Regions from separate parts of the Homo sapiens genome. Here region 2 is linked to region 1. Evidence: read pairs that join two places in POLR2A ChIA-PET (ENCODE). Cell type or tissue: OCI-LY7. All regions are shown on one strand. Each heading gives the region's core, and the rest is flanking DNA. Links, peaks and the distances in the headings are about the cores only. Region 1 overlaps STK4 (serine/threonine kinase 4). Region 2 overlaps PABPC1L (poly(A) binding protein cytoplasmic 1 like).

The links. ChIA-PET counts read pairs that join two places held together with the same protein. Peaks named below come from ENCODE experiments on the same cell type or tissue, not always from the same donor. Only the 100,000 strongest peaks of a DNase experiment are listed, where the experiment ranks them.
Region 2: POLR2A ChIA-PET joins it to region 1 with 7 read pairs; 10 of 35 experiments call an interaction of 5 or more read pairs at or near these places.

The regions. Positions count from the first base shown.
Region 1 is chr20:44,977,881-44,980,803 of GRCh38, reverse strand. It overlaps STK4 (serine/threonine kinase 4), which reads right to left. Exons shown (of 11, transcript NM_006282.5): 3 at 2,233-2,361. Among named protein-coding and RNA genes, the nearest start is that of STK4, 13 kb to the right of the region's middle. In OCI-LY7, for the core only: no CTCF peak of the experiment used is centred there; a DNase peak (open chromatin) is centred at 1,353; H3K4me3 peaks cover 1,507 bases; H3K27ac peaks cover 2,324 bases.
Region 2 is chr20:44,925,737-44,928,659 of GRCh38, reverse strand. All of the region lies in intron 7 of PABPC1L (poly(A) binding protein cytoplasmic 1 like), which reads right to left. Among named protein-coding and RNA genes, the nearest start is that of PABPC1L, 17 kb to the right of the region's middle. In OCI-LY7, for the core only: no CTCF peak of the experiment used is centred there; no DNase peak of the experiment used is centred there.

The sequences.
Region 1 (2,923 bases), core at 188-2,687:
CCAACTACTCAGGAGGCTGAGGCAGGAGAATGGCATGAACCCAGGAGCCGGAGCTTGCAGTGAGTCGAGATCGCGCCACTGCACTCCAGCCTGGGCAACAGAGTGAGGAGACTCCGTCTCAAAAAAAAGAAAAAATGATGATTTCTCCAAAGGGAAAAGTGATTTTCTTTTCTTTTCATTTGAATTTTTCTAAGAAGTCATATGTACTTTGTAATAAAAACATACACATACTACAATCTATTATAAAGAAAAAATGTTCAGGATCAAACCTGGAATTTTAGGTCTCAAGCTGGAAGAGAGATACCAAACAAGAAATTCAGAGAAAAATCAAATATCCTATTAAAATAAAATAATGTGCCCTCTGAGAGCTGCCAGCTTTAACTGGCTAGATTGTTATCATGGCCAAATGAAGTTTCCTAACAACTGATGTTAAAACCAAATTGGCTTCATTAACTCAGAACTCTTACAATTTCCTCTTCAAACCTTAGGAAACATGCCAGTGACAAGGACAGCAAAACACACACACACATTAAATATTAATGAAAAAAGTGTCTAAGGTAAATATCAACACATTTACTCTCCCTGTAATACAGTACTGACAGGAGTTAAATACTGTAGGCCATTACTATCAAGTATTTACTACTGGAATATGTTCTCTATAGACTTGCACTGTTGGCTAGATTCTCCTCTACATATATATATACTTAGCCTGTCCAATTAGTCTATAAACTCCCAAAGCACAAGGACTCTGCTCTGTATTTCACTGTATTCCTTACAGTGCTTAGCACAGAGTAGACGCTTGAAAATATCTCTTCTTTAATTAAAGACATTTCCATACTCTGTTTGGAACACAGCTCCCGCACAGTCTATCGAAAGTGACAAAGTCCCAATTTGCCAAATGGAAAGAACTTCCAAAATGTATCTGAAAAAGGAGCAAATGGAAAACTGCCACCTTCATCTGGTCAATCCAATCAAGAAAAATGGGGATTTTATCTAGTAGACAGTAATCACAAAAATAGAAGGGAAAAAAAAAGAAGGGAGAGAAAAAAGAAAGGACTACATTCCCAAGTCTGTGAGACTGAAAGGCTTCTGGACTAATTTTTTGGTAGGTAGCCCCACCTAAACCCTAATGTAGAAGTTTTGCAAACAGCAGGTACTAAGTTGATCTGCTGACCAAAAAGCCTTCAGAAGAATGAATGCAGCTTCAACTGAGAGAATTTCTCACCCATCTTCAGCTCCCTAGAGCTGGCATTGCCCCTAACTTTGTGTTTGTCTCTAATCTAAATAGTGCTGGGGAAGCCTGCTCTATCAGTGACCAACCCATGTTGTCATGGAATTTCAGAGCAAACCACGTGGTTTTCTGTGGTTGTCTTTTGGTCTGACTTCCTGCTTACAACATTTGACAAATCTTAGTTCCTCAAAAATAAATACGTAGGTACTCTCAGCTAGAATAATTTTTTTTAATGTGAAGGAACAAACAGTAGTATATACATAACTACTCTTTTTTTATAGATTTACCTGATATTCTAAGGTTTCTAGAACTAAAAAACATTTGAATTATCTGTTCTTGGCTATCTCTGCAGAAATGTTTTCTCAATAGGAAGTAAAAAAGATCATTATCACACACACAAAAAAAAGCAAGCACCACCTTCTGCCTCTTCTTCCTAGTTTCTAAAAGGGCTCACTGAAGAAAAGAAAAAAGCCAGGTATGGTGGCTCACTCCTGTAATCCCAGTACTTTGGGACTTGGCCGAGGCAGGCAGATCATTTATGGTCAGGAATTTGAGATCAGCCTGACGAATATGGTGAAATTCCATCTCTACTAAAAATACAAAAATATTAGCTGGGCGTAGTGGCACATGCCTGTAGTCCCAGCTACTCGGGAGGCTGAGGCACAAGAATCACTTGAACCTGGGAGGTGGAGGTTGCAATGAGCCGAGATTGCACCACTGCACCCCAGCCTGGGCGACAGAGCGAGACTTTGTCTCAGAAAAAAAAAAAAAGAAAAATTGAAAAAAAAAAACAAAACACCATGCATAAAAATTACGGAGGTTTAGCTACAAAAACAACCATTATCATCATATTTTTTTCTGAAAAGAAAATGCACAGTGATTCCATCGAATTCTCCCTTCTGCAAAATATCTAAGTAAATGTGTCTCTAGGTATCAAACTCTACACAATCATAGCTAATTCAAAACCACATTCTCCCCAAAGGAAGCCCACATGCCTTTACCTGTCACATTGCTGCATTATAGAGATTTCTTTGATTATCTCCTGGAGGTCTGATTCCACAGGAACTTGCTTAATAGCAACAATCTGGCCGGTCTCTTTATGAATAGCTTTGTATACGCTGCCATAGGACCTATACATTTGGGAGAAGAAGAACATTTATAAAGTCAAAGCAAGCCAAGATATAAGAAGTGGTAAAACACAAGCAACTGATAGTTCTAACATATATCCCTAAGTGCCTAATACATATACACTTGCAAAACTAAGATAGCTAAAATACTTTTGGGGAAAAAACTGTCAAGAGAACTACAACAAAATGGCATCTTGAAAGCTTCACATTCAAAACTGTAATGAATGTATTCTTATGAGATGGTAATATAGTAGCTGCCATGCACTGCATGCCTGCTATCTGCTAGAGACTGTACACCATCTCAATTCATTCCTACAAAAAATGAAGATGAGATGACTATCCCTATTTTACAGGTAAATGTAAAAAGGTTCAAAGGGGTTTATGATTTGCCCAAGGTCACATAAGTTATCAGTCCAGGATTTGAAACCAGTTGTGTTATCAGTCCAGGATTTGAACCCGGGTGTGTCTGAAAACAAAGCTTACGTTGTCTCCCCATCTATACTGGGGTACAATATGGAAGTGGCAGTCTTTGTTTTATTGTATTCACTCTAGTACCACAAGATCT
Region 2 (2,923 bases), core at 254-2,753, 52 kb after region 1:
CCTGGTGAGCCCACGCTCTTAATCAGTAATTTTGAAACTGTACTCTGCTACCCTTCAGTAGAGGGGTCTTAACCTGAGAGTCCATGGATCCCCCTCAGGTAGGTCATGGATACAATTTAGGGGGAAATTGCATGGATTGGGGAAAAAGTGACATCTTTATTTTCATATTAGCATTTCCTTCTATTATGAATATGGGCAACAACAAAAAAATCCTGGCAGTATTAGCCATGAATTTGTCATGAAGAAAAAGAAAATATTTTCATATCACATTAATTATTGCTAATCTCAGCCGAGCGCAATGGCTTATGCCTGTAATCCCAGCACTTTGGGAGGCCAAGGTGGGCAGATCACCTGAGGTCAGGAGTTCGAGACCAGCCTGGCCAACATGGTGAAACCCCATCTCTACTAAAAATATACAAAAATTAGCTGGTTATGGTGGCGGGTGCCTGTAATCTCAGCTTCCCAGGAGGTTGAGGCAGAACCCAGGTTCTTGAACCTGGGAGGCAGAGGTTGTAGTGAGCCAAGATCATGCCACTGCGCTCCAGTCTGGGCGACAGAGTGGGACTTCGTCTCAAAAAAATAAAAATAAAAATAATAAAAGAAGCACATACTGCTTTCACTTTAGTATTTTGACCATTATATTTTTTCAGTATGATTTTTTTGTACACCTAAGAATCTTATTTTATGCATTTAAAAATATTCTTAGGGCCAGGTTTGGTGGCTCATGCCTATTTTTGGGAAGCAGAGGCGGAAGAATTGCTTGAGCCCAGGGGTTTGAGACCAGCCTGGGTAATATAAAAAATAATTATCCAGGCATAGTGGTGCTCCTATAGTCTCAGCTACTTGGGAGGCTGAGACAGGAGATCACTTGAGGCCAGGAGTTGGAGGCTGCAGTGAGCTGTGATGGCACCACTGCATTCCAGCCTGGGTGATAGAGCGAGACTCTGTCTCAAAAAAGTTTTTAAAAAATATTCTTAGAAGGGTTCCACAGGCTTCATCAGATAGCCAAAGGGCCGGGCACAGTGGCTCACGCCTGTAATCCTAGCACTTTGGGAGGCTGAGGCAGGTGGATCACCTGAGGTCAGAAGTTCGAGACCAGCCTGGCCAAAATAGTGACACCCCATCTCTACTAAAAATACAAAAAATTAGCTGGGCATGGTGAGAGGCGCCTGTAATCCCAGCTACTCAGGAGGCTGAAGCAGGAGAATCACTTGAACCCAGGAGGCAAAGGTTACAGTGAGCTAAGATTGCACCATTGCACTCTAGCCTGGGCAACAAGAGCAAAACTCCATCTCAAAAAAAAAAAAATATATATATATTGTTAAGAACTTCTGGCAGTCGGTAGTTAATAATGATAAAATTTAGCAAAGCTAACACTTATGCAGAGCTTACCATGAACTTGATAGTGGTATAAGTATTTATATCCATTAATTCCTTTAATTTTCATAATTATTTTTATATAAAACAAAATACAGGCCAGATGCAGTGGCTCATGCCTATAATCCCAGCACTTTGGGAGGCTGAGGTAGGAGGACTGCTTGAGCCCAGGAGTTCAAGACAAGCCTGGACAACACAGCAAGACTCCCAATTTCTACCAAAAAAAAATTTTTTTTTAAATCAGCTGGGCATGGTGGCACATGCCTGTGGTCCCAGCTACTTAGGAGGCTCAGGTGGGAGGATCACTTGAGCCCAGGAGGTTGAGGTTGTGGCGTGCCATGATCACATCATGGCCCTCCAGCCTGGGCAACAGAATAAGAACCTGCATCTAATAAAAAATAATAATAAACCAAAATATATAAAATCGCATAACATAGGCCAGGCACAGTGGTTCACGCCTATAATCTCAGCACTTTGGGAGGCCAAGGCGGGCAGATCACCTGAGGTCAAGAGTTCAGGACCATCCTGGCTAACATGGTGAAACCTCATCTTTACTAAAAATACAAACATTAGTAGGGCTTGGTGGCGGGCGCCTGTAATCCCAGCTACTCAGAAGGCTGAGGCAGGAGAATTGCTTGAACCTGGGAGGCAGAAGTTGTAGTGAGCCAAGATCGCGCCATTGCACTCCAGCCTGGGCGACAAGAAGGAAACTCTATCTCAAAATAAATAAATAATTGTATAATATATATATATATGTAGGCTGGGCGTGGTGGCTCATTCTTGTAATTGCAGCACTTTGGGAGGCTGAGGCGGGCGGATTACTAGGTCAGGAGTTTGAGACCAGCCCGGCCAACACAGTGAAACCCCGTCTCTACTAAAAATACAAAAATTAGCTGGGCATGGTGGCAGGTGCCTGTAATCCCAGCTACTCAGGAGGCTGAGGGAGAAGAATCACTTGAACCCGGGAGGCGGAGGTTGTAGTGAGCCGAGATGGCGCCACTGCACTCTAGCCTGGGCAACAGAGCTAGACTCCATCACACACACAAAAAATAGATATATTTATAATCCCCATTTTATACCGTTTGTCCTGTTAAAAAGATGGTCACCCCAGGTGTGCCTTAACTCTAAGCAATCCAAATTTACACATTTCCTTTGTTCGGGGAGTCCTCAAGAAGGTCCATCTCCTGAAGCTGTATGCAAGGTGTATGATGAATCATTACGACAATCACTATTTCACTACTTATTGAATGCAGATGCTGTACATGCAGCCTCTTTAGTAGTTCTTAGGACACCTGGAGAGGTGAGAAATGTTGCTCCCACTTTATAGGTGAGTAAACAAGGTCCGAAAAGCAAAGCCACTTGCCTCAGTTTCTACAGCTAGGTAATGGTAGGACTGGGGTTTACATTTAAACCTGATTAACTTTAAAATTCCAGCTTTCAACCATGTTTCTACATCAAATGTATATGCATTTGCTTGGAAAGAGGACCTATAGCTTTTTATGATGTGTAATCAAATTTACTGATGCCTAATTTACATGTGCCACAG